Linked DNA regions of Mus musculus: region 1 is linked to region 2. A link is a loop called in an ENCODE intact Hi-C map of the cell type or tissue named here. Cell type or tissue: gastrocnemius. All regions are shown on one strand. Links, peaks and the distances in the headings refer to the core of each region. The heading gives the core; the rest is flanking DNA.

Region 1 (2,916 bases), core at 288-2,787, 96 kb after region 2:
GTCTTAACACAGACTTATCAAGTGACCCGGTTCTTCCAATTGTCCATTCATGGAAATGATGGAAAACTCCAACATAGACACATGGCCTGTGTTCTCCCTGACTTCCTTCTGTTTAATGGTCACATGTTAATTTAGGAATTAGACAACTTACAGTTTTTGTTTCTTTCTATAACATGGTTATTTCAAAGAACTTGGAAAACAGAGCCAATTAAAATTTTTGCTACACAAGGATAACCTCTGTTTGATCAATTTCCTTTTCATGACATTTTCAAGGGTGGGATCTTACAGCATTAACCATTTCATATATTTGGAGTGAAAAACTATGCGTGGCAGTTGTGTGGTTTGGTTGTTGTTGGCTTTCTTTTGATTTTTGAGACAGGCTGGTCTCAGACTCTGCAAGTAGCTGAGCATGACCTTATACTTCTAATTCTTCTGAGCTGCAATTACATGTGTGAGTCACTATACTTCTGCATGTATGCATGTATGCGCAGTACCACATACATGCCGTGGAGGCCAAGAGAGGGTGTTAGAGTCACTGGAACATACTGAAGGTTGCGAGCTACCGTGTGGAGGCTGGGATCCAGACCCAGGTCCTGTGCAGCAGCAGGAAGCACTCTTAACCACTGAGCAAGCACTCAGCCCCCATTTTGAGTTTTTTGTGTAGTTGGTTGTGTTTAGCTCTGAGGCAGGGTCTCTCGCTGTAACCCAGGCTGACTCCGTGCTTTAAATCAGTGGCTCGCAACCTTCCTAATGCTGCAGCCCTTTAATGCAGTTCCTCATGTTGGGGTGACCCCACCCATAAGATTACTTTGTTGGCCCTTCATGAATGTAACTTTGCTACTGTAATGAATCATAATGTAAATATCTGCTCTGCGGGATAATTGATTATCCAGAACTACTTGGTTATCTAGAACCACTTCTCTAGAGTCTCCTGCTTCACTTCCCTAGTACTGGGTCACTGGTATAAGCCACCATGCCAAGTTCTGTACAAGGGTTTGAATCTTCTTTTAAAAATCCAAGCCAGGCAGTGGAAGATTCTAAGAAGTTTGAACTGTGTGTATAAGCTGTTGAGGTTGTACAGTCAAAAATCAAAACGTTTGGCCACCAGAAAAAGAACTTGAATTAGTAAGAAATGAAGGATTGTTTTGGTGTTTGAAACCAGGGCATTATGCGCATTCTTTATGAGTGAGCTAACTCCCCAGGCCTGTTCTTTGAGACTTGATCACACTCTATAGCTAAGGCTGGCCTGGAACTCACTGTGCAACCTGGGCAGACAAGACAGCTCAACTCCAAATCAGTCCTCTTGCCTCGTCCTCCCTGGGGCTGGCTTATAGTCGTGCAGCATCATGCCTGGCTTTGTGTCCTGTTTCTGGATGAACAGGCAACCCAGAGGTCCCGGGTCTGGTGACATCATGGAGTGGCTCTTTTGCTCAGCCGGACAACGCAAGCACCAACATTTTGGAAGTGCTCTCTGTGTTCTAACCTGGGTGTGTTTATTGTTTCAGAAACCGGTGGTGTTCAGTGACGTGTCTCTGGACTTCTCGCAGGAGGAGTGGGAGTGTCTGGGCCCCGCGCAGAGAGACTTGTACAAAGATGTGATGCTGGAGAACTATAGCAACCTGCTCTCAGTGGGTAAGGACACCTGTATCAGCAGCGCAGCCATCTCTGCAGTGTCTGCTTCTTCCTCAAGGAATTTCTCAGCTGCCTTTCAAGCTTGCCACCTGAACTCCTGCTCCTTGTTTGCAAATACCTGGTTTCAGCTGGGCGGAAACAGAAGCCTGAGAGACAGGCGGCTCCGGTGGGCTGTGGCTAAAGCTTCCTCCTCGTCTCTGGCTGTTCCTGTCTTGACATCTCTTGCTTGGTGACCGAGGGATGGCATCCGTTTCCCACAGCGTAACTATGTTCCATGTCTTTTCTTGTAAGCAGGACTTCACATTCCCAAGCCTCAGGTGATCTCTTTATTGGAGCAAGGCAAAGAGCCCTGGATGATTGGTAAAGAGCTTACAAGAGGCCTGTGCTCGGGTAAGTGAGAAGCATTGCGCAGAGCGGTGCCCACGGGGACAACTCGCTGGTAATCCAGGAAACTGCACCTTTCCCATGTTATTTTGTTTTTTTTTTTTTTTTTTATTTTTATTTTTTTTAAAGATTTATTTATTTATTATATGTAAGTACACTGTAGCTGTCTTCAGACACTCCAGAAGAGAGAGTCAGATCTCCTTACGGATGGTTGTGAGCCACCATGTGGTTGCTGGGATTTGAACTCCTGACCTTCGGAAGAGCAGTCGGGTGCTCTTACCCACTGAGCCATCTCACCAGCCCGTTATTTTGTTTTAAAGAGTATTTCCTAATGTTATGTAGACGAGTGCTCTGTCTGCATGTACACCTGCGTGCCAGAAGAGAACATCAACTCCCATTATAGATGGCTGTGAGCCACCATGTGGTTGCTGGAAAGTGACCTCTTAACAGCTGAGCCATCTCTCCTGCCCATTGGTTGTTATTTTGTAAGCTTCTGCCAAAAACTTGGGTCTAAGTGAGAAAAGCAAGTTCTTTTTTTAAAAAAAGAGCATTATTATTATTATTATTTTGTTTCATGTATTGATTGATTGATTGATTGATTGCATGGGGCGAATTGGGGGGGGTCAAAGGACAACTGTGAGAGTTCGTTTTCTCTGTGCATGGTGTTGGTCTGGGGATCAGACTCAGGTCATCATTGGTTTTGTTTTCACATAGGAACGGTTTTATAACTGGCTTATCAGTCTTTACCTTCTCTTGTCCATCCAGAGGTCGGATGCCTAAAATCCCAACCTCCTAACAACCTGAGTTACCCTCTGGTGACCAGGCTCAATACTAGAGCTTTTCTCTTTCTTTTAAGATTTGTTGTTTTATATGTATGGGGTATGTGTGCACCAGATGTGG
Region 2 (2,916 bases), core at 263-2,762:
GACATCATAGCAACTGAATTTCCAAACTTATAAAAGTGGACACTGCTGATGCACCAACAACCTTGCCTCTAAAATGGTTATTAAACAGACTAGTATGGCAGATGGCCCACAACAATAACAACAACAACAACAAATTGCAGGCGCTTGGACAACTGGTATAAGAGCAGCTGGAGGCTCAACATGTAGAAGAGTCTACCAGCCCATGGAATTGTCCTTTGTGTTGTGAAAGAAAAGAAATCAGGTAAATGGAGGATGATAAAGGACTTAAGAGCAGTTAATACGGTACAATGAAGCAAAGATCAGCAAAGACTTGAAACCAGCAAAGCAATGCAAAGCTAGCTATACACTAGTCACTGTGGGTTGACTCCTATTTATACTCTCTCCAAATATCACATGGGTCTGCATCACCTGACATTTCCTTAAACTTCCACTTCAGGGTACACTACAGGAATGCAGTCACAGGATGGGCCAGAATTTTCAACAGGAGGAAAACAAGCCACATCTTGACAAAAGTAAAGGGATGTCAGGAAATCATAAGCTACAGGACAGAACTCGGGAATTAAAAAAAAAAAAAAGTGTGACACACACTAGGCTCTTGTAGATGCATATTCAACCATTTCAGAGATCATTTTGGCCCAACAGCCATAGCACCTATCAAGAAATCAGAGAAGCCTAGGGGCTTCCTATGCAATGGAAACACCAGACAAAAGTAGGGTGACTGTAGATAAGGACAGAGTCTACCCCCAGGATGTGACACAAGTCCCCTTGGCTGGAGTCACAAAGGTACAAAGTTGCCTCACCTATAGTGACTCTCCAATTAATCCCACACCACGGGGACACAAAAGCTATGGGTGCCTCAAACGAAAATACAATCCACCCCACACGGAAGCCTTAACAGGGAGAGCCAATCACAGTCACTGTTGCCCCCACCCTCACCTTACCTCTACCGAAATTAGAAAAGGTCCACTGGGAAGCAGTCACACCTCAGTCGGTCACCTCACACGCTCCCAAAGTTAGGCAAATGCTCACAAACACAAAAGCCCAGGGACCTCACACTCGAGGGACCTCACACTGGTAAAAAAAAAAAAAAAGCATGGCACAAAACGGTCACACAGACTCCAGCCACACACACAATGGATGCGATCATACTCACCAATCAAGGAATCCTCTCTGCCTCCATATCCCCTAGACTACCACCCAGACACATGATAACAATTCTACACAGCTCCGGATCTCCCGGAGTCAGCTTCATTGCACTGCACAGGATGGTGCATCCAAACCCTTGGCACCAAAGGCGTCTCATTATCCCTAAAGTTCTCCCCAAACCTGTCAGGAGTACCCTGCCCACTCCTTAAAAAAGGCTCCCAGGAGAGGGAAATACAACGCCTGGAAATGTCAGGGGCTGAAAGCTGTGGCCTGAACAACAGATACAAAGTGTTCGGCTATTCGTCGGAATCGTGAGGAAATCCCAGCGGTGAAAGACTTCATAGACCTAGATCAGGCTCCTCGACCCAGCACTATCTCAGCACTGCGAGTTTCCAGGGAACCGAGGTATTCTGGGAAATGTAGTTCAAGGCCGTGCTGGTGACCGGAGGCGCATGGCTCGAGTAGGCTGAGTCATCCAATCCCCAGGCGGAAATCTGTCTAAGGAGGCTGTTCCGAATTCGACTTCCTGCTGGAAGTTGGGGCCACAGACCGGAATGTAGGACCCCAGCGCTAAGACCAACCCAGCATTGGCAGTCTGACCAAGAGGAAGCCTCGTCCTGTAGGTGCAAGAGTACGCAATGACAGCCCTGAGCGTGTGTGAGAGAAAGCATAGGGAGGTTAGATTGCATGCGCGGCTGGATCTGGGAGGAGTTGGACGGCAGAGAAACTGCGAGGTAAGGAAAATGAGCGTGAGCAAGAGTTGGGCTCGAGCTGTGGCGCTTTGTGAGTGGAGCGAGCTGTTGTGGGGAGGAGACATTGTATGCGGATCGAATGGTTCTTGGGGATTGGGTCTCGACTGGATGGATCCCTGTACAGGAGTGGCTGAGATTATAGAGATAGCGGAAGCTTCCTAAATCTCATTTTCTTTTCAAATTACGATTAGTAAGTGCGGTCTTCTGGAGTGTCTGTGGGAGGGAAAATGTATAGCTGATAATAACTAATTAGCATTGTTATTTTTCTGTAAGTTAATTGTGCGGCGTAGGCAATCTACAGGCAATATAGCCGACTTTTTATTTTTAACACAGTGTTTTGTCAGTCGGGGTGGTTTTTTTTTGGGGGGGGGCGTTATTAACGCTCAGGGTACCCCAAGCAGACATCGTCCCTTCTCTAGAGAGTTCCTGAGGAGACACAGGTAAGGTTTGATTTTGAGGCTGGCTTGCAATTCTCTTTATAACCAAGGTTGACCTGAACTCCAGATCCTCTTGTCAAGTGGTTTCTGTTGGTTTGTTGTTTAGACAGGATCTTGCTGTTTAGCCCTGGTCACCCTTCAGAGGCCGTCCTCCTGACTTTCAAGGTCTGGGATAACAGGTGTGAACTACCATGCCCTGCTCCAGAAGGTGATAAACGGAAGTTTATTACAGAGAGCAGCATCACCATGATTAAAACAAGCTGCACACAGTACTTAAGAGCCAGTGGGACACAGCCATAGAGGTGTGTGTCCATATCAGCCAGAGTCAGTGGACACAGCCACAGCGGTGTGTGTTCATATCAGCCAGAGTCAGTGGACACAGCCGCAGCGGTGTGTGTCCATATCAGCCAGAGTCAGTGGACACAGCCGCAGCGGTGTGTGTCCATATCAGCCAGAGTCAGTGGACACAGCCACAGCGGTTTGTGTCCAGATCAGCCAGAGTCAGTGGACACAGCCGCAGCGGTGTGTGTCTATATCAGCCAGAGTCAGTGGACACGGCCACAGCGGTGTGTGTCCATAGC

The links. Peaks named below come from ENCODE experiments on the same cell type or tissue, not always from the same donor. Only the 100,000 strongest peaks of a DNase experiment are listed, where the experiment ranks them.
Region 1: it touches region 2 in a loop (2.0-fold over the local background); 11 of 42 quality-filtered maps call a loop at or near these places.

The regions. Positions count from the first base shown.
Region 1 is chr7:29,910,664-29,913,579 of GRCm38, forward strand. Zfp383 (zinc finger protein 383) reads left to right here. Exons shown (of 5, transcript NM_001243908.1): 3 at 1,506-1,632; 4 at 1,927-2,022. Among named protein-coding and RNA genes, the nearest start is that of Zfp383, 3.6 kb to the left of the region's middle. In gastrocnemius, for the core only: no CTCF peak of the experiment used is centred there; no DNase peak of the experiment used is centred there.
Region 2 is chr7:29,814,410-29,817,325 of GRCm38, forward strand. It overlaps Zfp790 (zinc finger protein 790), which reads left to right and starts at 1,663. Exons shown (of 5, transcript NM_146185.2): 1 at 1,663-1,880. In gastrocnemius, for the core only: no CTCF peak of the experiment used is centred there; a DNase peak (open chromatin) is centred at 1,626; H3K4me3 peaks cover 2,430 bases; H3K27ac peaks cover 1,877 bases.